Regions from separate parts of the Mus musculus genome. Here region 1 is linked to region 2. The links are chromatin loops, found by intact Hi-C in ENCODE. Cell type or tissue: heart. All regions are shown on one strand. Each heading gives the region's core, and the rest is flanking DNA. Links, peaks and the distances in the headings are about the cores only.

The links. Hi-C counts contacts between places; a loop is a spot of excess contacts. Peaks named below come from ENCODE experiments on the same cell type or tissue, not always from the same donor. Only the 100,000 strongest peaks of a DNase experiment are listed, where the experiment ranks them.
Region 1: it touches region 2 in a loop (2.0-fold over the local background); 2 of 42 quality-filtered maps call a loop at or near these places.

The regions. Positions count from the first base shown.
Region 1 is chr11:63,110,303-63,122,930 of GRCm38, reverse strand. It overlaps Gm36926 (a long non-coding RNA gene), which reads left to right and starts at 3,672. Exons shown (of 3, transcript XR_388733.4): 1 at 3,672-3,914; 2 at 5,216-5,283. In heart, for the core only: no CTCF peak of the experiment used is centred there; a DNase peak (open chromatin) is centred at 7,610; H3K27ac peaks cover 847 bases.
Region 2 is chr11:63,019,145-63,031,772 of GRCm38, reverse strand. No RefSeq gene overlaps it. Among named protein-coding and RNA genes, the nearest start is that of Cdrt4os1, 21 kb to the right of the region's middle. In heart, for the core only: no CTCF peak of the experiment used is centred there; DNase peaks (open chromatin) are centred at 4,942 and 6,182.

The DNA.
Region 1 (12,628 bases), core at 6,451-8,950, 89 kb before region 2:
CCCACTTCAGGGAAGGAGCGAGAGGGCCAGGAGCCAGGGCTTGCTGGTCACAGCTGGACAGAAAGGTGGGCAATTAGTGTTGGGCTAATATGTATGTGCACTAGGAGTTTGATAATCCTGTGTTTTACTTTTAACAATGTATCAGATGATGCACAAGAAAGAAAGTAGGCCTAGATCTGTTTTTATCTTGAGGGATTCTTACAGAGTCTTCGGAATTCATTGGTTTAGGTACATGGCTTTGAATGTGAAAAAAAAAAAGAATGTAAAGGAAGGAAGGAAGGGAGGGAGGGAGGGAGGAGAGAGAGAGAGAAAGAAGGAAGGAAGGGAGGAAGGAAGGAAGGAAGGAAGGAAGGAAGGAAGGAAGGAAGGAAGGAAGGAAGGAAGGAAGGAAGGGAAAGAAAGAAATGCCGGCCACAGCATGTGGTAAGACGGTGGTTCAGATGACTAAAATAATACTGGAAATGGTGGTTAGCTTGCCTCAGGGGAAAGCCCTGTGTGGTTGTTATGATTTACCACCTACTACCATATTGTCTTTTCCCTCAGTTTCTTCCTCTTTCTTGCTTAATGCCCAGACTCAGAGTATGTGCCCATACTTAACATATGAATGCTATTAACATCTGAATTCCTCTACCACATGAGCTGCTCAATTAGGATTCCTGGGACATTTGTGAGTTTTGTGTCTCAGGGGAGTGAATTCATGAGCCTTCCCTGGGGGATGGGCAATGTGATATCTTCCCCCACCTTAGCTCCAAGATTCAGGATCACTGAATGTCACTGTTGAAAACATTGGCCTACATGACCTTCTCTGGCATTAATGCTATGAGCTTCATCCACGGAGGAAGTGGACCATAGCCATCTCAGAAAATCAAAAGGTCGATTTCAAGGCAGGAAGCCTCGGCTAAGAAGTCTCAACTAGATAACTTTCCAAAGATAGAAAACAGGAAACATCAATAGTACCGAACCCTGAGAAGTCCCAATCAGTTTTGTCACTATGAACCCAGGTGAGAAAAGGGAGAGATGTGCCTGGGATCATGTGATGATTGAGTGTTGGATACACAAAGATCCTTATACCCACAGACATCCAGGGAAAACAAGAGCATCAATCACGCAGGGGGTCTCCTCAAAGGAGGGAAGACCTGTTCTTCCATTCAGAATGCTGGGAATTAGGGGTGATTGACAGCCTGGTGATCTGCATTATTTGTTAGACCAGTTCACATCAAGCTTGTATAACCAAGACAGGAGGTGGCTGGCAATCTCAATGGCCCTTACAGCCACGCTTCCAATACCAGGGCCAGAGAGATTAATAGTCTAAATGACCCCTAAATTATCTGCATAGCCAGAGGTTCCCCAAGCTTCCACAACAAGAACCAGAGATGGCTAACATCCCAAAGGACCCAGACCCTTCCCTAGGCCCTTATGCTAACACACGTAGCCTATCTCTAGGACCCATCTTCTTGGGAGAAATGACATGCATCCTGGATTGAGTTTTGATGTAATTATGCTTTCTTGTGAACTGGAGATTGTATTACATCAGGAAACTTTTCTAAACGGTTCTGTGTTTTAAACATGCTGGCAATGAACCACCTGGCATCAGACTCCCCAAGCCAGCTCCAGGTTGATGAAGTCTTTCTGATTTTTCATTCTCACTGCTTTGCAGTCCACTTCCTCTCCTGGATGCCTGCAGGGACCCCCTCAGTCAAGACAGACAGAATCACACTGTTCTCAGGTCTTCAGGATCTGCCCTCATGCATTTCCTCCCCATTTGACAGCATTTCCTCTCAGTGAGTGGCTTGCTGTGGTCTTTCACAGCTAAGATGGTGCACAAATGAACCAAGGATGGCTTTGGGTATTAGGTTATTTAGCTCACTGTACGCTTAGATTCATCAGCTCAAAAGCCTAGTGGTTTCAAACTCAATGTTTTATACATTACACTATTACAAAAGTAGTTCTGACAATCATATTTTTAGCCCTATAGTTTCTACCTTCTTTGCATACATACATCAGATCATCATCTACCTACGGACAAAATGGAATCTTATGCTTATAAGATCCCCTTTCTGATGTCCCCTTCCACAAGAACTCCCTATCCTCATCTCTGTGTGCTATATCCCCCCCCCCCACACACACACCCCAGTAAACCTCAGGCTATGAAGCCTCTTCTATGTAGTTCCATCTGTACACTGCCAACAAAGTTTGCCATGTTCTACGGTCTCTTACTGTCATGGAGTTTTCAAATGCCCATCCCCAAAGTCCTTTGAGTGAAGACTCACACATGGGTGGGTGGTGGAACCCAGTGGATCCCAAGATCACAGAACTCAGCAATGTCCCAAGGAAATTGAGGAAATGTCCAGAGGAAGTGAGTGTCAGGTGCTATCACACCACACCTTCTTCTAATAATCCAGCAGATTGAATTTTGAATCCAGTGACACATTAGAAAAATTAATGAATACCCTCTTAGTTTGTCTTCTATTGCTGTGATAAAACACAGAGCAAAAACAGATGTGGGATGAAGGGGTTTAGTTCATCTTACAACTCTCAGGTCACATATCACTGAGGAAAGCCAAGACAGGAGCCTGGAGGCAGGACCTGAAGCAGAGACCATAGACAGGTGCTGCTTAATGGCTTGCTCCAGAAAGAGCCTTCACTACAGCAAGCTGAGGGTGAGGAGGAACTCATGGGCTCCTCCGTTTGAGGCCAGGCAAAGGGCAACCAGGAGCACACACTTGTATGTCAGCTGGTGGAAGTCTATGCCATCTGTATGTACAGACGACACTGCAGGCATGTGTCTATCCCAGGAACCGAAGAGCCATTTTGACTCTGCAGCTCTGGCATCTGGTCCTCAACCCTTCTCCCGTAGCACACAGTGTGTGAATTCCTGGGTGGAGCTGAAACAGGCTGGCCATCTACTAGAAGCTTGCCACTTGTAGTATCAGTTTCCTGCCCACACCAGCGCTGCCTTCCATCAAGGAAACAGAAGCCTTGCTGAGGTCACTGGACTCTGCTGATTTCTTCCATGGTGAGAGACATCTGACTTTTTCCAGGTGGTGACTAAGTGTATTTGGCATCCACGGCACTCTACGGAGCCCGGACTTTGGGACAAGTGTGCTTTGAACATCTTCAATTCAACTATGTGATGAGAAGCAAGACTGAAGTCCTCTTAAAACAATATTCAATAGATATTTATTGAGCAGCAACTGTAGCCAGAGACCAACACCATTGTTCAGCCCGCAGACACTTCTCAGCCCTAATGCTCACCTCCTTCAAGAGATGGATTCTATTTTTCCACTCTTTAAGTTGGCATCTATCCATGCTAGTGTGATATTAACGGTGCAACATGGGAAATGCTGTAGGAGGAAGCCCAGACATGCTTCTGGGTTGAGAGCTTTTGGTGTCACTTGTAGGAGTTTGGCATTTGTCACTGGGCTCCGACAAGGAAGTAGGTTCAGATAAGAATATTAGAAACGGTGACCGTGGGGCTTTGGTTACCACTTTACTTAATTATTATCTTGTGTGATCGCTTGGCTTCCTACTTTGCTAATTACTATCTTATGTGATCATTTTGTTTACTACTTCACTTGATTACTTTGTCTTTGATCTCAGAACCGGCCGTGGGTTTTTTGGATGTACCTAGAATGATATAAAAGCAGACTGGGAAAGACTAGAGCTGCTTCTGCCTCAGTACAGGCTGAAGCCATGTTATACTTTTCTCTAATTGCTTTTCTTCTTTTTCAACCCTCACTTCCTCCCTTGAGACCCTGTCGACTGACTGAGCTGGTTTGCTCACTTCTGGAGACTGAGAGGAAACGCGATAGGAGATTCTCAACCACCATCCCAGCTACCTGTGCTAAGGTCCCCCAAGTACACCAGAGTCGGACCTGGAGCAGAGGGACGCCAATGAAAATCACGTGAGAATGGTGAGAGCCAACCACACGCTATTTTAGGCCAATAAATTTGGAGGTGGTTTTGATACACAGAACAAAGTAACTGATACACTAATAACCCTTGATCTGGGAGATGGGTGCCAACCATGTTACCCAGGAGTTTATGACAATGGGAAGAGAGGCAATGTCCCCTGTGGTAGCAAACTAATTTCTTCTTGCTCCAAAGCCTCTGAGGCTTAGAAATTTACTTTAAGAGTTGATTCAGCTGCATCTCCAAAAAACTGAGAGTGACAGAAAGCTCTAGAAGCTACCTAGAGGCCTGTGGTACTTGCTGGTCTTATGGAGACTCTCAGAGCTTTCTGAGAGGCTAGTTATTCTGAGGAGTCACTTGTCAATCTGGAGAGTCCTGTGTGTGTAGTATGCTCTGGGGCTCAATGGAGAGCAAGACTTTCCTGTGAACTATTGTTATTACTGGGGACTTGCTCGTTATTTCTAGTTCATCTTAATTAGTTACGTGAGCCTGTAAGACGTGGGAGACGGACATGTCCACTGAATGTCATAGGACATCAGAGTGCTAAAGAGCTGGACAGGATAGGGAGAGGAGGTAGAGGAAGGGGAGAAAGTAAAAGGAGGAGGAGGAGGAGGAAGAGGAGGAGGAGGAAGAAGAGGAAGAGGAAGAGGAAGAGGAAGAAGAAGAAGAAGAAGAAGAAGAAGAAGAAGAAGAAGAAGGGGGAGGGGAGAGGAGGGGGAGGGGAGGAAGAGGAGGGGGAGGGGGAGGAAGATGAGGTCTCTGCTTACCTCTGGCGGGCCTTTAAACAGTCTGTGAACTTGCACAGGTCTGTGCAGCCTCTTGAGTAGTTTTGCTGGAAAATGAGCTAAAGCTGGCTCTACAAATGTATAATCTCAGGCCCAGAGTCACAGCACTACACATATCTCACACACTAGACTGTTAACACTATTCTTTGGACACAGAAACAAATGACATTTTTTTTTGGTCAATCTTCATAAAAAGGCCGATGAAAACCAAACAGAAACCTGAACAAGTAGTCTTAACACTTAGCTCACCACAGGCTAGAAGTTGGAGCAGGAGATATAACTCTACAATTATCCATAGACCTTAATTCTTGCCTAAAAGCTGTGTTAAGGATGCTAGGCGAGGTCTGGCAAGGAAATGCAGAACATCCATGGACTGAGCTTGAAGACGTATGCCCCTCAGATGCTTCAAGACAACAGAGATCTGGCATGAAGGAGATGGAGACCCCACATGACACAGTGATGCTAGGCTCTTGATTCTTCTCAGCTCCAGGAATTGACTCATGGGTTTCTTCTTGCAGTACTGAGAACCCAGAGGTATGGACTTGCAATAAACTCATCTGCCTCATCTGGATTTGATCTCTCAGGGGTAAGAAACCATTCTTTGTTGACAAATTTCCAGTGTTCTAGTTGTTCTACGTCTTTTGTCTGCTGTGTTTGTGTGTTGTGTCTAGTCAGAGATTAAATACTATCTCTCTTACTAACTTGGCCAGAGTTCCTTTGGCTTTTGGGGTTGCAGGTCAGCACTTGGCTCCCCTCCAGTCATCTACTCTGAGACACCTCTTCTGTGAGTCTCCTCCTGACATCTTCCACCTGGTATGTCATGTGATACATAGAGATATTGTCTGAGCATGACATGACTTTCCTCATTGGTACTCATAAATTCTATCTGTTCTTTCTCTCAAATTCTTCTCCTGTCTGGGTAGGAACAATTACTGCCTCAGAGATCTTCATTTTGTTTCATGTCTATTAATATAAATTCCTGCTAGCTCTGAGTTCCAGTAGTTCTTTGCAATAGCACTGAGATGCTCTAACATTTAAGGCAACTGCACTAGTGACTGCCACAGAAAACCAAGCATCTCTTTTATGTAGCAGTTTCTTCACAGGTTAAAACTTTCAGCTCCAGGGAGACTCCTTAAGACAAAAACTAAATAACTCAAAATAATTTAAGGAAGTCCCTGAAACTGACCAGATTCATTAGGCCCCTCCCTCCCGAGAGTAAAGAATAAATGCTGGGAAGAGCCACTCTCAAAAGAGCAAAGCAGTCTGGAACAAGCAGGAATCAGCCAAACTGCCTGGAAGAGGCTCAGAACAACTGGACAGGACAACCTGGAAAGAATGCTCTTCAGCCTGTTGAACTGCCTGCAGGCTGTGCAGTGTGCCCCAGGTTCCCTGCTCTGTGAGCCGTCACCACGCTGAGGTGACCTTTGGTGATGCAGCTGTCTTTGAGTCATTTCTGTGCTTGTAAATAACCCCTCACCCGCATTCCTATAAGTAACCCCAATAAAAAGTCATTTGATCATTAAATAGGACTTTCGTGGTATCCACACTTTGGTCTTTTGTGGGTTCCTTTCTTGGGGTGAGTGCGACTCTCCAGGAAAAGTCAGTCACATCTCTCTCTGAGGCATTAATGATGGGAAGGCAGTAGAACTCATCTTTCTCTTGCCTTATTCTGCTTCCTACTCAGAAGTCCACACTTTACACTGTGCCCAGTCAAGCAGTTTATATCATATTTCAGCAAAATCAACATCTCTGCATGTCACGGGCCTATGAGCTTCTCACTGATTGATGAGGCCGGGAATAACAAATGAGAGGCCTAGTTTTTCCGTTATGATCATCCTTCTATGTTATAAGCTTACGAATGACTGAGGCCTCTCTTATTGCTTTGGGGGTATGCTAAGTTATGGTGTGTGAAATAAAATAGGTGTTTGTTGAGTGAATGAATGAATGAATGAATGCACAGTTAGAAAAGTGACCCTCCAAGCCACCATGTATCCTGCAGTGTGCCTGTGTGGAGAAAGGCCGTACGGCAGCCATCCAGCATCATTTCCAATCATGATAGCTAGCTAGTGTCCATTCTTGCACTTAGATTCCTAGACCATGGTATAAGAAAGGGAAGAAGATTGGAGGAAGGAAGGAAAAGAACAAAAAAAGAAAAGAATGCAGCCAGTACTGTGGGGTATTTCAACTATGTTTCATTGGTAGGTCAAGAGGTCACTGGGGTATTTCAACTATGCCTCACTGATAGATAAAGAGATAATTGGGGTATTTCAACTATGCCCCATTGATAGGTCAAGAGTTCATTAGCTTCATCACTGTTATCCCCAGCGTCACCTCCAGTGTTTCCTGGATGTGGCTGCTATGGAGGCTATAGGCTTGGAGAACTTTCCAATAATACCCAAACAAAAGTCCTCCTTTGCCTCTCTATTTAAAAACTTAGGGTTCTGCCACTGAAGACTTACCTTCATTATATTATCACCAGTTCGGACAACAAGAAAATGAAGTTTGGAGTGTAGAGAACTCCCCTCCCCAAGTCTAGCAACAACGCCACAGGGCCTTAGCTTTCATCCCATAAGGCTAAAACACTATGGTGTTTGGTTTCTAGAACAGTAGATTTAGCATTTGACCAGCAACTGCCTGGATCACAGCCAGGACTTCAGATGAACTATTTGAAGGGCTCTGATGAAGCGCTGTGTGGCTGGCTATTTAGTCATGTTCAAAATATCTGAGGGCCTGAACTATGTTTATCCAGACCTGGCCATTCCTGCTCCCAAAGCGACTTTCCTGGAGCACCCTGCAGGCCTAGTCTCTGCCAGAGAATGTTCCTCTCAAGTCAGAAAAAGAGCCTGGTTGGACTCTGTATGCGCAGCTGATGGGAAGGAGGCCCTGCAGCTCACAGCTTGCAGTCAGGGCCATGGGAATGTGGGAATACACAGCTTTCTCTCCAATGCTTATAAACACTCCATTCATCACACAGCTCTCCCAAAACATGCATGCAATACTGTGACCACATGAATTCCATGGATGTCCAGCCTGCCTTCTGGACAAGCCTGGGTTGCGACATCTGGCTTCTACTGCTGCTTGCTTAGCCACAAATTCCAGCCACAGGCTGCTTGTGGTTCTGTGTCCCAGCCCTGGTCTCAGCACACACAGGAGCACAAGGATCTATGACAAATGGCAGTGGTTGCAGTACAGGTTTCCCCCCTGGAGGCAAGGGATGGCTGGGGAATTCAAAGCCATGTGACTCCTCGGGCAGACCGTTTCATGTCTAGTTATTGTCTTAAGAAGTCCCACTTACAAGCTCGGTGCTACACCTTTCGGCTTATATTCTTCTTAGAAGCTCAATGTTACACCTTTTGGCTTGTGTTCCTCTTTGCTTCCTCACAGCTTTCACAAAAGCCTGCTCTAAGCATCTCACAGCCCTGTTGTAAGATATCAAAGTAATGATCATTTTCCATAGACCTGTGTCAGTCTTCTGGGGCCAACAGACTGGGTGGGGTGGCTCAAATAACAGGAATTTACTTTCTTATAATCTATATTGTAAGAGTATAATCTATATTCCAGACCCAAGGTGTCACTGGGTTGCTTTCTTCTGGGACACCTTCTCAGGACTTTTCTCCTTGTTTAAGTCATTCATTTCAGTTGGCCAAAAGCCCTTCACGGCCTCCTGTCAGATTTGTCATCTTTACTTTAAATACCCTATCTCCAAACTCAGTCACATTCGGTGGGACTGGCAGCCAGACCTTCATCATACGAACTCTGAGGCTGATGCACCTCAGCCTCTACCCCCTTCACAGGAAAAGGTAGTACAGCCTTGGCAATTAAAGTGCAACCAAATTCCCGCTCCCCCCGCCCTCAGTCCCAATGTGATTCACTCTCCGTTCAAAGAAGCCTGGAGCCTCTGGTTTTCAAGGGGGCTTTTATTAGACTGGCTTAGAGGATTGGAGGCTGGGTAATCAGCTGACTGCCTGCATAGTGGAGATGCAGAGAATTGGTAGCTGCTCAGGTCAAGAGCTCCATCTCTGAATGGGGAGGAGCCATGCTGCGGCCACTCTGTGAGGCTGAAGGCCTGGAAACTCCCTAGACATTTACTAGTGGGAAACTGATGACGAATCTGGAGTCTAATGAAAAAGCTGGAGTCTGATGAAGAAGCTGGAGTCTGGATGTCCACATGTGATGGCAGCAGCAATAGGTACCCTGGAATAATGGCGACCACACGGACTGCCTGGTGTCTTCCACTTCCCATTTTGTTCCACCTTCTGGTTTCCTGTTGCTCGTAAGGATTCTGTTTCCCTGTGGCCTATCTCAGAGTCAAATGTCCTTTTGCCAAACCTCATCCCATGCCTCTCATTCTGTTGCCTGCTGCCCAGCCCTTCTTCCCAGAGACCCACCACAAGCAGAGCATCTTCCCGGAGCCATGCATGCTTCCAGCAGTGTCTCCTCAAGACAAATTCAGAAAGTTTAGAATAACCTGCCCATATGGTCCCCATATCCTGCTACTCATGTCCTCTCTCCCTCCCTTCCCCTAACCCTGCATTCTGGGCATCTAAGAAACCCACCAGATACTCCAAAGGTCTTTCTCTACAGGACCACTCTTGGGATGAGGAATCTAGTCCTCCCAAATTTTCCTTCCCTTGGCAGTCCCTCATTAGTTACCAAGGTTCCATCCTCCTCTTCTGTGTAGGATGGGCTGTGGGATGAAATGTGTTGCCCACAGTTTATAAGTATGGCCTTAACCTTTAGTCCCCCATATTTTCCCGTAACTCTATCTCCCTTTCCTAGTTTCTCAGTATCATTTGAGGGTCACCTCCCATTTAAGCTTCGTCTGACTCAAAGGCACAAGTGTATGCTCCTCAGCATGGTTTGCTGCTGGGTGTAATCATTTGTTCTCCCATCCATGCCATTTCTTGAATGGAACATCTCTTTTCTTGAGTGGCACACTTCCATTCTGGTCTTCTAAGCTGTTGCTCCCATGACTCCAAGAGCACAGGGCAGCCCTGTTTCCTCTTCATCCCACCACTGACTGCCTAGAATAGTGTCTGGACTTCTAGGCGAAATACAAATTTATGTAAACTTATGTAAATATAAGATTAATATAAGAGATAAGATTGGTTGTCCCTTCAAATTTGTGGATTTTGTTTTGTGGCTTTTTATTTTGTTTATTTTTATTATTTGGTAGTTTTGTGTATGTGTATAATGTGTATGTTTTAATCATTTTCGCCTCTCATTGCCCCTCTCATTCCCCTCCCTCTTCCATTGGAAACTTCCTTTTTCTCAACAGATGCCTCTCCTCCTTTTATGTGGTAGGGTCACATGCCGCACTGGGTTTCAGCAGAGTGGCTTAGATGAGAATATGTGAGAGGAACTTCCTGTAGATGGACATCAAGTGACTCTACACCACCTCCTTCCCCCAATCCATCTCTGCCATAGATAAGGATTGGGACTTGATGTCTGTCCCTGGTCCAATCTTGTGTATAATTAGTGAATTCATGAATGTCACAGCTGTGTCCTGTATAGACGATGTCTTCTGTGACACGTCTCCCCTTTCTCTGGTTCATACAATTTTTGTCCACTTTTCTGTGATGCCCCTGGGCCTTGGAGGACTTACTATAGATGCCCTATTTAGGGATGAGCATACAACTGTCATGTATTCTCATTATTTTTTGGCCAGTTATGAGCCTACCACCCACTGCAATAGGAAGCCTCTCTGGAAAAGGCTGAGACAGACTAATCTATAGGTATATAAATATTTGGAAGGCACTTGGACAATGTGTCCATTTAGTAAAATGTTATTAGAAGGTTCCCCCTTGAGGTATATGATCCTCCCCAGCCTTGGGCTCTTCTCCAGGTTTATAGTAGTAGGCATGAATGTACTCTTGTTAGACAGGCCTCAAATTCAACCAGAAAGTACACAGTTACCCCTTTAATAGTCATGTTACTGTTTTGCCAGTGGACATAGAGTGTCTGGTGAGTTATTATTGCAACATACAAGGTATACCACTGGGTAAGATTGTTGATGGAATGTCTCTTCTGTAATGGTTGGTTTTAACTGTCAACTAAACATGCTTAGGATCATGTAGGAAGAGGGTCTCAGTGAGGGACTGTGGAGAGTATAAATGATCTTGATTGCTTTAATTGATATAGGAAGAGCTAGCCTGGGAGTAGGTGGCATAATTCTCCTAGTTTGTGGCTCTGGACTGTGTAGCTAGAGAAAGCTAGCTGACTACTAAGCATGACTACTACTACTATTCATCTCTCCGTGTTCTTGAGAATTGTGATATAATGAGCCGCTTCCAGTCTCTGCTTCCCTGAGTTTCCTGAAATAATAGACAGTAGTAGTCAGAATCTGTGATCTGAAACAAACCTGTTTTTTCCCTTAGCTGCCTTTTGAATATTTGGTCACAACAGGTAAAATAAAACTAGAGCATTCCCTTTGTCTTACTAATTACTTTATTCATCATCCTAGTTGTGCTAAACTATACACAGCAGAAGTTTTCATCTTTAAATGTATAGCTCGCTGATATTGAGCACATCAGCACCATGATGCAATCCTTACCACCATCCATCCTCAGACCACTTTCACTTACAAATTGTACCCATCCCGCTTCCCCTAGCTCCTGGAAATCACCATTCTACTTTATTAAAGTGGTTACTCTAGGTCCACCATATAAATCAAATAACACGGCATATGTCCTTTTGTAACTGACTTGCTTCATCAAGACTCAGTAATGTTGTAGCAGGTTTTATAAACTCCCCCCTTAAAGACCAATGTTCCCTTGAATGAGTATATTGTATTGTTTATTTATCCATTTATTGATACTGTGTTGCTTCCACATTTGGACTATCATGAAAATACTGCTTTAAGCATCATTTTATAAATATCATTTTAAGACTCTCCTTTCAATTGTTTCAGGTAAATGCTAGAGAATAAATGCCAAATAATATGATAATCCTATTTTAAATTTTTATCTTAAGTGTTTATTTTTAATTTTAATTTTATAACAACTTCATCAAAGTACTACTAACAATGTATAAGCAGTCAATTTTTCTGCATAACCTCATTAACACTTTTATTTTTGCTTTGTTTTGTTCTTGATAGGAGGCAACCTAATATGTATAATGCAGGACTGCATTGAAATTTTACATTGCATTTCTCCAGCAGCTAGAGCTGCTGAGAATCTTGGTAGTCACTTATTGGCTGTTCATAAGTTTTTGAAGAAATATCAGCTCAAGTCCCTTTAGCACATTTATCCCATTGGATTGCTGCAGAGTTTTGCTGTAGCTGTTGGGTTGTAGAACTATGGATTAGTGATAATGGGCTCTTACCAAACACACTACTCCAGGTATTGGTATTTTTCCACATCCTGTGGGATGGGCATTTACACTCCTCCATTAACTGCATTCTTTGATTTCCAAACTGTGCCCTGGTCCAATTTGTCCTTCTCTGTGTGTGAACTGCTCTCCCTCCCTTACATGAGCCACACTATTGCTTCAATGCCACCACTGTCCTCCATGCCAGCTGACTCTAGTACTTACTAGAATGAATTACTTCCTCTACTTTTTCATAATTTGACCCACCAAAGGGTCTACTTTTGCTCTTTTCTCTAGCAGAGTGTTAAAGATACACCTCGCCATTCTTTCACTACCAGATCCCAAGCTCCTTCCTGAGGGAGAAGCGGGGGCCATCTGACTCACTGAACATGGAAGCACATGGTCCAGCAGTGGGCAGGGTCACTGTGTTGAAAGCAGTGGACACCTGTTCTCTTAATCTCCTTGGTGGCTTTTAAAGCAGTGAGGCCACCACTGGTCTGAGAGACAGACTGTTTTCTGAGTCTGAAGTCTATGACACGTCCAGTCTGTCTCCTTCTTCCTATTGATATTTTGCAAAGTGGCCCTCAGATGACAAATATGAAGTAAGGACAAGGAACTAACTC
Region 2 (12,628 bases), core at 3,970-6,469:
TGTGATGTTGAACTATAGCTTTGCTAGATGTTACCACTGGGTGAGACTGAGTAAGGTTTTTTTTTCATTAAAATTTCACATGGATTTATAGTTTTCTAACAATTAAATGCTTGACTCTTAGAGCATATCGCATACATTGACTATATAGCCTAATCAATTACATTCCTATGCATTTGTTCCTAGCACTAAAGACATACAAATTTGTGCTCAAAGATGTATAACAGTGTCAAGTATCATGACCTAAACTTTCAAAGCAGCACCAAGAATCTTGGTTTCATCAACAAGTGAGTACAGAGAAGTTGTGTAAGAGCACATGACAGGATATAATTCAACAATAGAAAAGAATTAACTACCTCTCCACAGACAATATGGGTAAAGTTTAAAGCAACTTATGCCACACAAACGGGAGAACACGGCATGCTTCTTTTGTATAAAACGAACCAATGCAGACAAATCTAGTGATAGAAAGCAGATCACTAGAGTTAGGGCAGGGAAGATGGAAGACCTGGAAATACGAGGGTGTGACCAATATGTTCATCTTTCTGTGGTGACTGTTTCATAGCCACATATTATGGTGCTGATCTTCATTGTCAACTTGACTACATCTAGAATTAACTAAAACCCAAGCATATGGGTACACCTGTGTGCGTAAGTGGGGGCGGGGTGGGGGTTGTTTTTTGTTGGTTGGATCATTGAGGTCAGAAGAATTTCCTAAATCTGGACTATATCTTCTGGTAACAGCCCGTTTAAGAGGACAGGGAAGAAGGAAGCTTTTGGGTTTTGCCTGCTTGCTCTCACTCTGGCTAACACATTCATCTATCCTGAGATACCCCTTTGCTGGTGTTAGCACCTACTTCTTCAGGATTTCAATGTAGACTGAAAACTAGTAGCTCTTTAGGATTTCCCTGGGACTCCAGCACCAGATTGCCACTGCTGAGACATCCAATTTCATGGGCTGAGCAAGCTCTGGATCCTTCACCTTTCCTCAAGAGACAATCATTGTTGGACCACCCATATCATAGCCTGTAAGCCACTCTAATAAATCCTTCCTCATATGTGTGTGTTTATAAATACATATGGAGGGATATATATCACATATATCATATAAATGAGGAGGGATTTATTAGCGATAAATGAGAATATATATATAAGAATATATATACATATATACACAATTCTATGAGTTCATTTCTTTTAGAGAACCCTGGCTAATACACATATATACATATCTAAGGAAAACAATATAGAATTATTAATTGTAAGCCAACTATACCTCCACAGAACTATGGAATGTAATACCATGGCTGTGTGCCATTGGCTTGCTCATCTTCATCAATGGACCCTAGACTTTCCTGGTTCAGTCTTCCAGATTAGGTTCCCCATGGCTCTTTTTCATTTACTCATTTAATAGTCACTACATAAGTTCCCTTCATGCTCCTACATCTCTCTGTGGGAGTCTCTTGGAGTTGACAACTCTTTTCTTGATCTTCCCTTCACCCTCCCCTTCTGGCATCAGGGTTCCAGCATTAAAACCACTTTTCAGGTCCCTAACACTACATCTCAGATGCTCTGCCACAGCCCACCTCCTCATGCAGCCCTTCTCTTACCGGAAGACATTGGTAATTGAGATAGATGCTCCCTACCATTCCAAGTGGTTTTAGCATGGCAAAAACTATTAGCTCACTACAATTTGGATGTGAAATGTACTCTCCAGACTTGTATGTTTAAATGCTTGGTCCCCAGCTGGTGATGTTGAGTGGGAGGCTGTGGAAACTTTAAGAGGTGAGGCCTGACTGGTAGAAGTAGGTCAGTGGGAGTGGACATGGAGGGTAACAGCCCCTCCCTGCTTCCATCCAGTCTTTGCTTCCTGGTTGGCCCTGCGAGATGTTGCACCACAAGCTTCGGCTACAGACTATCCCACTCTGGCTACCACGTTATGCTCACACAACGGGCTTCACCCTCTAACCCCGTGAACCAATAGGACTCTCCCATCCACAAGCTGCATCTATCATAGTGAAAGGAAAGTCACGTACTCTGCTTTCCTTCCCTGGGAGAAGAACCTTGACTTTTAGCTGAGCCTACTGCTGACCTGGGTCCTTTTGACCTCTTCGACCTTAGGAATGGCCTGGAAACAGAGATGTGACCACTGAGACAAGAGCAGGAACACCATGTGGGACTTCCTGGAATGAAGGCTGCTGACACAGCTACAGGGTGGGTGAGAGGGGGTTCTGTCCCCTTTGTTGCCTGGAATGAGGAGGTTCAGCAGAGCTTCAGAGGTCAAGGGCTGGGTGGTGAGAAAGACATGTGCAGCCCTATGTTCTGGTAACCTGATACCAGGAGTCATCCACCAGACCAGCCTGAATTGCCCACTTCTGGATATGTTTTTCTTGCAAGAGAAATTACAGTTCTGATTTCCCTGAGTCACGGTTGACTTGAGGGTTTTGTTCTGTGCCTCTGATCCGGGCCCTAGAGAACTGGCTTACCCTCTCTTCTGTTCCCATGACCCCTCAGTGGCCTGCTGCATTCTGCTAGGATTATCTTTCTATGTTCCCATTCTCCCTTGGCTGAGAATTCGGTGAAGGAGGAACCATATTTTAGTCCTCCTCAGATACCTCCTACCTTCCTTCCCAACACAGAGCAGGCACCTATTTAATTTTTTTTTTTTTTTTGCATGTTTACAGGAAACAATTCCAAGGGAAGACTCAGAAGCTAGCAGGAGTTGGCACACTCTGTGCTCTTTGTCTCTGGAGTAACTCTTCTCTCTATAGATAACTCATGGTGACAGGGGCTGGGACTCCCCTTGATGGCCAAATTGAACTAGCTAGGATCAAAAGTATGGGTGAGAACAGCCATTGTTGGCACTCTGCACACCCACCCAGAGCCTTCCCCCTCACTCATAGAAAACAAAGTCAGGGCTTTGTTTAGGCAGAGCGCAGTTACATTTCTGAGTTCTCAGACACCAACAAAAAGTTTAGGGGTGGAGAAACGCACCCACCCCGCCTCCTTTATTCCTTGCATTTCCAAAGCTGTATTTACCTGAGGCATCCAAAATTCTGAGAACATTTGGCCGCCACCTACCCTTTCAGCAGCCACGCATCCCACCACCTCTGAACTTTCTGCTGAATTTAGTCTTTTATTTTTTTCCTGTAGCCTAGCTTACTTAATAAAAATAATTCCTCCGGTAAATGGCAGGCACTTTGCACCAGCTGGGAATATAAAAATAAGTTGTGATCACATGCAGAGTTTCTGTATGAGATATACACTGGGCATGATTTGGATAGCCATTGTATGTGCTCATGAGCCACACACAGTAAGTAGTCTCAAAGGAGAAACACTTGAATTCTGAGGCCGTCGGTACAGGGTTTTGGGGAGTAAAGGTGTGGTGCTGGCACTTGGAGGACAAGCAGAGATCACCTGGAGAATGAGGGAGGGCTGGGTACTGTGCAGTTGAGAATGGGCTGAGAAATGCCCTAGAAGGCCTTGAGTGTGTGCTGTTATTGTTCCATGGGGGAAGGGTGCTCAGAGGTGAGGCTAGACTGGACAGCCTACACAGCATTCCAGTCTGGCCTTTTCCCTTGCAGATAGATTGCTAATAGGGACAGTTTTTGCTGGTGACACACTGCAGTGCCCACGCTTAACCTGCTCTAGGCCGGTAACTCTGGCAGGACCACAGAGGATGCAGGAGGACAGGGGAGAAGAGAAGCTCTGGACAAACTCTGGGGCAAGAAGGCATGATGGACAGGAGTGGGCAGGCAGTAACAAGAGGAGACAGTGAGGCCCTGGGGACAGCAGCACTTGGTGCCTAGTGAGCATGGGTGATAGTTGGGGCTCTTAAACAGAGTGTGTGGTTGGTAAATTTGAGGTGGAAGACACTCCGCTATCCCCGCTTTTGTTTGATATTAACTCTCTTGAGAGATGAGGTTATGGGTAGAGGGAACAGGCTCCTGAGCCACAGGCAATGCCTAGCAAAGACTGAGCACAGGGGAGATGTTAACTCTTTGTTTTCCATTGTCATCCCTACCCCTGCCCCACCCAGCAGGATGCTAACTCAGAGTGACCTCAGCCTTCTTTAGTGCCCCGAGACCATGCTAACCTCTCATTTTCATATGAGAGCCCAGAGCAGAAGACATGTCGTATGCAGTTGGCATTGCATGAGCATCTCTGAAGTATGGGGATGGACACTTGTCTCCTGGCCAGCAGATGCCCCATCACATCTTGGTCAACATGTTGAACATCAGAGGAGGCCCAGCATATAAATGCCAGAGCATGAGGAGAAGGGATGAGAAAAATGTTACTCCCGTGAACTAAAAGGATTCCAGGATAGCACACTGCTATCAAACAGACAAATCCAGAAAGTGTCAGCTGGACTCAGGGGCAAGGAGAGGGGCACAGACACATGCATAATAACTAGAGCCACAGAAAGAGTTACCTGGGCCAGATCCATGCTTTACCAGACCAATCTCTGGGGTAGCTTTTCATATGCCCATGTTCCCTGGAAAGAAGAAGCTGGGGGCTAAGTGTAGCAGCAAATAGCTAGAACACAGTGTATGCTGAGATAATTAGCCATTTATGCTGCTTCATGAACACACATCGAGAGGACCAGGTGTGGATGGCTTGGGTATATCTATCTGTTTTCAGAAAAATCTGTTAACAGAGAAGAAAGAAGCTAAGGGAGCCATTGGAATCTGGATGACTGGGCTGATGCCCAAAATCAAGGAGTGTCCTGGCTGTGGTGGCTAAAACAGTGTCATCTCTCCCAGAAAACTGTCAAAGTGGCTGTTGCCAAGGACATCTCCTGGCGGCTGTGTCCCTGGGCTCAGGGAGGATGGCGTAACACTGACTCAGCTCCCTAAGTCTGCACTGGCAGTGCCTCGTGCTCCTTTGCATCTAGTACTGGGCAAAGGGTACTTTATCTGGATGGCTCTCGGCAGTAAGATCTGCTGGTAACGTGCTAGAGTGCTTGAACTAAAGTAGACTTCAGGGTGAAGTGGCTCGGCTCGCCCTTGGCTAGAGAGGAAGTGTCAACCCAGCACGACAGTGTGACTCATGCTCAGAACTGTGTCCCAGCCAAGGAGAGCTGTGCTGTAGCCAGAGATGGGTGGCCCGAATAGCATCTAGAAAGTCTGTCTGTATTCATCCAGCCATGGAGAGGAGAGCAGGGAAGAGATGCAACTGACAGACAAGTCCCCCAGAACCCTTCTGATATAGCAATGGCCCACTAGCACACCTGTCACTAGTCAGCAAGGCTAATTCTCACCATTCTGGGTTCAGCTCCACAAAATTCTCCTGGCCACTATGCCCTAGGGTCCTTGAAAGTAACACAGAAGTTCCTTGAAAGGTGCTATGGGTCTTTTGAGTAGGCCTACTCTTATAACCCTATATCCCTTGACACATCAGGCACTCTGAGTCTGGTCAACTGAATCATTTGCCCCCAACTGGAATGACTCTATTTGCATCCTTCTGTAAGATTCTTCCGTAAGAGCTGATTGAATCTTCTCATTATTACGTTTTGATGACAAGCATCAGCTAGCTTCTCTCATCTGATGAATTTGGGCCAGAGTTCTCTGATTTCTTTTTTTATTTAGTGAATGCAGGTTAATGCCTCACAGGGCATCAGCCATGAAGACCAGTCACGTATGAAGAATCAAATCATAGTCTATTGCCTGGACAGCAATAGTGTGTTCTCAGGTCACCGTTTTCTCTGTCCTACCTTCTTCCAGGTGCCTCTCCTCACTTTGTTCCTGTGCTCAGGGTCTAATGGGTCTCCTTATTCTTTCTTTCCTAATAAAACTCTTCTCAAAGCTAACTTCCTAGGGAGATGTGTTAGAGCAATGTTGTGGGGCTTAGCTGTCCTCTTCACACAACACATGAAAGGGAGGAGGTGCGGACTGAAAGAATGCCTACACAAAATCACCTTCTCTTCCAACAGTTAGAGGTAGCGTCATCGTCATCGTATATGGCTCGCTATGCCTTAAGAGGAGGCCCCTCCCAGGGTGCCTTTCAGCCTCTGGGAAGTCTGTATTCCTCAGGGCTCACTGCTTCCTCACACACAGACTACTCTGGATTTCATCTTGTCCTTGTAAGAAGTTGCATAATCGTAGGCTGTCACATAAATACTCGTAGACTATAATATAAACAACACCCAAAGCCTCTTGTTCTGTGCAAATATGCAGTGTGATAAACATTGGCTGGATGGATAATGATTGCTTCCAATTTGCCAGCTGTCTGGATCTTGGTCAGGATTACTGCTGAACAGTTTCTGACATATAAAACATGGACTGTTGAGTGGGTTCACATGTAATGATTGCAGAAGAATGGGTTGGTTCTATTGAGCAAATAGAAACCTGTTACATGGTAGAAGTTGAGGGGGATGCTGACATGTAGGTCAAGAGCTCGAGCCTCTGTCTGCATGGAGATGATTTTCTAGAGTCAGTTGTATTTTATTCCATGGATAACTCGTCTCACTCTGAATATAACTAACTTGAGGATTTGATCCCCAGTCTACCAAAGAGGAATGAGGTCAGAAAACACAGCTCGTGTCTCACATGCTGTTAGATCTGACCTTAGATCTGTCTGCCTACAACACCAGGGGCATTTCTGCTCCTGGTAATCTTTACAAGGTCCTGTAAACTTTCCTATGAAATAGCAAAGCACCTTCTTGAATGTGCCCACCTAAGCTGAGCAGGGAGTGCAAAATAGCTGCTACCCAGAGGCTGAGGGCTTCCACAGCCTAGACATGGCCTGGGGTCTCCCTGCAGTATGAATGTGGGTTGGGTGGGGGAGTCAGACTGAGAAGAAAAAAGCTTGGGGACCAGATGTCAGGAGACAAGTTGTCACATCTGATTGAAGGTTGGTTTCTAAGTTTCTCAGAGCCCCAGAATAACAAGCTGGATAGTAGTTCTTCAGTCAATGAGACAGTAGGCACTGTTTAGGCGCTCAGGTGGGACCTGATTGTATAATCTGAATGTATTCCATGCCACTGAACTGTCCTTTAAAAATTACTAAGTTAGTGCATATATTTTATACCAAAGCCAGTAGAAGAGACATAAAACAATAAATTCAAACAGAAGAGGCATCCAATGCCATCAGTGGGATGCTATGGATCTCCCTTTAGATTCCAGGCAAAAGAAATATCTCTGTTTCAGGAAGGCATGCCTTGAAATTGGATTGAAGAGGGCTGAAAATGAGAAATCCAGCAGCAGCATTCTCTGCCCACCCCCAGAGCCCATAGGACCAGCTCTGAACTCTCAGGCCACTTCATGGTCAAAGGTTGGTTCACCCAGGCACCAATCGTAATTATTAAAGATAACAGCTAGCATTTGCTGAGCCCTTGCTCCCTGCAAGGCGCCAATGGTTAGCCCTGCACTTCTCAGATGATAGGGCTGAAGTGCTGGGTCCAGCCTTAGGGAGGAGCCAGGACAAGGCAGGGCAGCAAGACTACAGGACTGAGATTATCCAGTGGTCTGCCTGGCTGCCTTCCTGGGTGGTCCCCCTCACAGTGAACAGTAAGTCCAAGATTGTGGATGGTTGAAGACTGATAACATTCCAGAAATTGCTTAAAAGAATGTGTGTTTCCATTTAAAGTCCAGTTTGCTTTGTAATTAAGATTCCCCCCACAAGAATTCAAAGCCCTGGGACTTGGCTGTTGTAAATCCAGGGTCCTAAGTTGCCCGAAGTGTTTGCATTTATAAAGAACCACAGTCCTTGGTGAGGGAAAGCAGAGCTATAGGAATTGATAAGCCCTTGCCCTGGACATGGGAAGGGTCTTTTTTGTGAGTCTCGGTCCCACTGAATCCTCCCATTGTCTTAGCTCCTTACTAACAGACCCCTTAGTTACTGATAAAGCCCAGGAACCCTCTCCCCCGCTGCCTGGTCCCAACTTCTCCAGACATTCAGTTGCAGGAGCCTTTTGCAAACACAACATCTGGTGTCTCATCCTCCAAACAACCTGGCAAGGGTCTGCCTCTTTGAATCCGAGCCCTCTGATATTGTCATTGTTCTCCCAGCTCTCTGCCTCTTCATTTCTCATTCTTGTCCACTCTTACTATTTCCCATAAGCACTAGCTAAGCCCATCTCGTCAAGAACTGGCAGGCAATTGGCCTTTTTGGCATCTGCATTGTCATGACTCATGTCTCCCATTACCAAACCTCCATCGATGCGAGGCCACCACCTCCTGCAGCACCCAGAAGCTTGCCCTCAGGAGATGTTCCAAAATAGCCATTTGAGTATTAATTCATTGTCCTAGTGTCCCTCAGTCCAGAGACCTGCAGTCTCTTTCAGAGCAACGATGTTCTGGTTTTCCATCAGCATGCGGGCCAATCACCTAACTGCAGAGAGGGGGTGATGAGGGAGAGCAGAGGACTCTACTTCTTAAAAGGGTTCTCATGGGGTATTCCTCTCTTTGACTCTCACTTCTAGAGATGTGTGGTACTGCTGCACTTCCAGAATGTTTGGAAGGTTCTCTGGTTAAAAAAAAAAAAAAAAGGCTCTTCTCACACCACCACCCCCAAGATTAGAAATAAGTTCACTAAATTTAATGTTACTATTTGTCTATTTGTCTATACATGCACCCCTCCCCCCCCCCATTTTCTTTGTTCTTTCAGTGTTCTCCCATCTTCTTTAGTCTCTCCTAACTAATGTTCATGAAACATGATGACCTACGCCCATACCGCCCCTTTTTTCTCAGTGCTGGGGTTGAACCCAGGACCTTGTGTATGCTGTGCAAGGACTCTACGATTGAGCTGCATCCCCAGCTTCCACCTGTCTATATAGACAGACATCCCAACTGGTCATTTGGCCTTTGCTGCTAAGGTTTTTTTTGTACCTGATTGTATCTGTCATACCCCAGCTATATTATAGAACTCAGGTCAATCAACCAATCACGATGCCTGCCTGCCCCTGTAGAATGCGATTAGTCTGATGATACAGAACCAAGAGGCTGAACCCTTCAATGTGTGTATATGGGCAAGGTGTGGGGTCAATTGAGCTGCACTTTCTGCCATGCCATGAATTTCCTTTTGGGTCTGTGGCTCCTGCTGGATTGTAGTCATCCACTGTCATCAAGGCAAACCCAGCCCTTACTAGGTGTTCTCAGTACCCAAAGGGGAAAACAGAAAACCTTTTTGGTTGTAATACAACAGTCAGAGCCTCACACCATACGACCTTCCCAGAAAACACCATGGTAAGGGGGTTACTTCCCAATAGTGGTGGAGTTAGCAAACTCCAATTCTCCTCTGAGCTTCTTCATGTCTAGGTTCATTCATCTTTCCTGAATGGCACTCTCATCTGCCAAGCACCTTGGAGAAAAGGAAGAACCCATCTAGGCACATTGGTGGTTCCTTCCTTCCTACTGGTATTGTTGGATTTAGTCATACTGGTGAAGAGTAAGAGGTCTTGGTTCAAATAACCAGAACTGTGGTCTTTGATCTCAATAGGTCCCTGAAGGGCTGTGTTCTCAAAGTCCATCCTAGGAAGACAGAAGCAGAGTGACTGATCCTCATGTACATAGTTTTCACAGAGGAATGTGCAACCTATTGCGTATTTGAGAGGAGTTATAGAGAGCCTTCTCTGTACAAACTCTGGGTTAAGGTTAGACTTGGAGGCACAAGAGTTGATGTTAAGAAAACAAACAGTTTGTCCTGCCCTATGGAATTCAGGATTAGACCTGGAGGTGCAAGGGAAAGCAAACAGGTTGTCCTGCCCTACAGGAGCCTAGAATCTACAGAATATGTGACCAGGTAAATGGGTACCATCCCCACAGCAAGCATATGCCAGGCTGGGAAAGAGTAGCTTTCATCTCTGGGATAGAGGATGGCTCTTGTTAAAGGCAGTGTCTCGCCCTGGCTTACTTTCTGTTGCTGTGATAAGCATCATAACCAAAAGTCACTTGGGGGAAATTTACACTTGCAGGTCACAGTCTGTCACGGAGGGAAACCAGAGCTGGAACTCAAGCAGAAACCACAGACACTGCTTACTGGCTCTCCCCATCTCTGGCTGTTCAGCTTGCTTTTCTTTACAGTCCAGACCCACCTGCCTAGGGATAGAGCAGTCCGCAGTGATCTGGGCCTTCCCACATCAATCAGTAGTCAAGAAAATAACCTCAAAGAAATGCCCACAGGACAAGCTGATGTAAGAAATTCCTCAATTAGGGTTCCCACTTTCCAGATGTGTCTAAGCTGACAACCAAGATTAACCTCCACGTCTTTGATTTATATCATGACTGAGACTGTGGTAAACCCAGGGCCAGGGAAAGGCCCTAACTACATGTAGAATTCTCACCCTGTTCCATGTGGCCAAACCAAGATTAACCTCCACATCTTTGATTTATATCATGACTGAGACTGTGGTAAATCCAGGGTCAGGGAAAGGCCCAAACTACATGTAGAATTCTCACCCTGTTTCATGTTGCCAAACCGCAGGGATGTGGTGGAGTAATGGGAGGTGAGAGACACCAGGCCTTGCATGGGTTCAAAGGTCACACAAACAGCTGGACCTGGGACAGAGTTGCTATTCACAGGGAACTGTCTCTGGTTAGCAAATATAAGACGAAGGTCCTCAAAAGGAAGGTAGGTTTTGGTGATTAATTTATTTAAGGTGAAGGGCAGGGTAGAGTATGGACGATGAGCACAATTCTTGCTGGCGTCTGTGTGCTGGCATGTGCCAAAACAGCCCTGATGCTCGGCCAGATTTTCTCTATTTAAGATGCAACAGAGAGAGATGAGGCCTGGGTCAGACCTTTAAACCTGTGAGTTCCAGGCCAGGGCTACAGAGAGAACTTGTGTGGGAGGAGTGGGGGGAGTTGGAATGAGGTTAGAGATAGACAGGCACAAAGAAACAGCCAGCCACTCACACACAGGAGGGGGAGGGATAGCACCCTCCAGGACCCAAGGAAGGCACAGCTGGACCTTGGCTCCATCAGCCTTTTCTCAGCTCCTCCCACTAGCACTTCATTACCCAGTTCCTCTTTTCATCTCCACAGACAAGGGGAAGCCAAGCAAACCCATCTCCAGATGGGTTTCCAGAGCATGACAGACTGAGCCCTACTGCACTAATGGAGTGGGATGTGAGCCTCTCTCAGTGCTGTGGACTCCCAAACAAGCCTGTGTTGGGGGCCATAGCAGCCTGCAAATTCACCACAGGACCCTTGCTTCTGAGACTGTCTCCAGGCATCCGGTCTGCAGCTCAGTCTGCCTGCTCATCTGCTTCCTCTCTTTGGATCCTAGTTCAAAAGCTGTCAGACCCCTAGGTCTCTGATACTCTTCTAGTGACAGGGCTAGCAGCCGGTGTCTCATCAGAACCCAGCTTCCTATATGAAGCCTTATCCTTTTAGCACCTCAGTATGCCTGCAGTTAAAGGAAGGGCTTTTATAGTGGCAACCAAATTAGAGTGAGGCCGAGAGGGTGGGCCTTAGTTCTTTATTACTGGTGCTACTATAAGAACTGCTCAGTGGGACACAAACCCACACAGAGGGGAGTACATCTGAAGTCACAGGGAAGAGATGTTATCAACAAACCAGGAGACAGGGTCTTAAGAAAAGAATCCTGTCCAAATGTAGGTTTCAGGCTTCTAGCCTCCCAGACTGTGGGAAGAAACTACTTCTCCAGAGCACGGCAATGCTTTGACACCATTTAAGTCACCTCATTTGTGGCACTGCAGAGAGCAGCCCAAGCAGACCTCTAGACATGTGCTAGCAAAGACGTGCAAAATGTGCAATGGGTATGGAAGGGTAGGAGATGGGCCCTGAGGAACAAGGAAGCTAGCCTGGAGTTATTCCTTCAACTCGAGCATGGGGTGGCTAGGTCCATATCTCTGATGTGCCCCTCCTGAGTGAGAGTCACTCCATAGAGAAGTTAGATGAAGAAGATGCAAGCAGATCCAGATACAGTAGGGGCAGACATGTGGAGTACCTGGACTGGTGTGGGGGTGGAGGAAGGAGCCTTTTGATACAGAAAACAAGGAAAGCAGTGACAGGCAGTGACTTGCAGTAGGGTGGGGCTACAGGGAAAGAGACAAGTTACCCAGAAGGGGAGAGGGGGAGTAGAGATGGGAAAGAGGGTGGGGTAGAGCAAAGAGGAAAACAAAAATGTGATTAGGCTCTGCTCCCGTGGAAAGAGCAACCCTCTTGTGATCTGTAACCATTACACAGTATCTACATGCATCAAATACCATACAGAGCTCAGTGGGTATGTGGGAATGGGGTGCAGCAATAAAAAAAATGAAAGTTAAAAGGTTTGTAGGGCAAGGAAGGGACCAACCAGAAGCTGAAAACTAGGAAATGGGGATGGAAACAGAGCAGTGATGGCTCCAGGGACCAGCGAGCAAGCCTGGCCCTTCTGCCTGCTCGTCTGAAATATTGATCTCAGTAGCTGAATGCATAAACAATGCAGGAGCCCAAGTGCAGGGCATCCGCTGGCTAGCTCTTAAGAGATTTTCTGTGAGAGTGTTCCTGGAAGAGGCAGTTAATACCTACATTCACTTGCCCTGCAGTTAATTGTTGAATAGCAGGCCAGCTCACCTCCTTCTGAGTCCTGTGCTGAGATCTTGGGTCTCTGAAAAGACCTCAGGCCTCAGGGAGCTCAACCAGGAGGTATGGATGCCTACGTCAGAATCCCGCATCCTGCCCCTGTT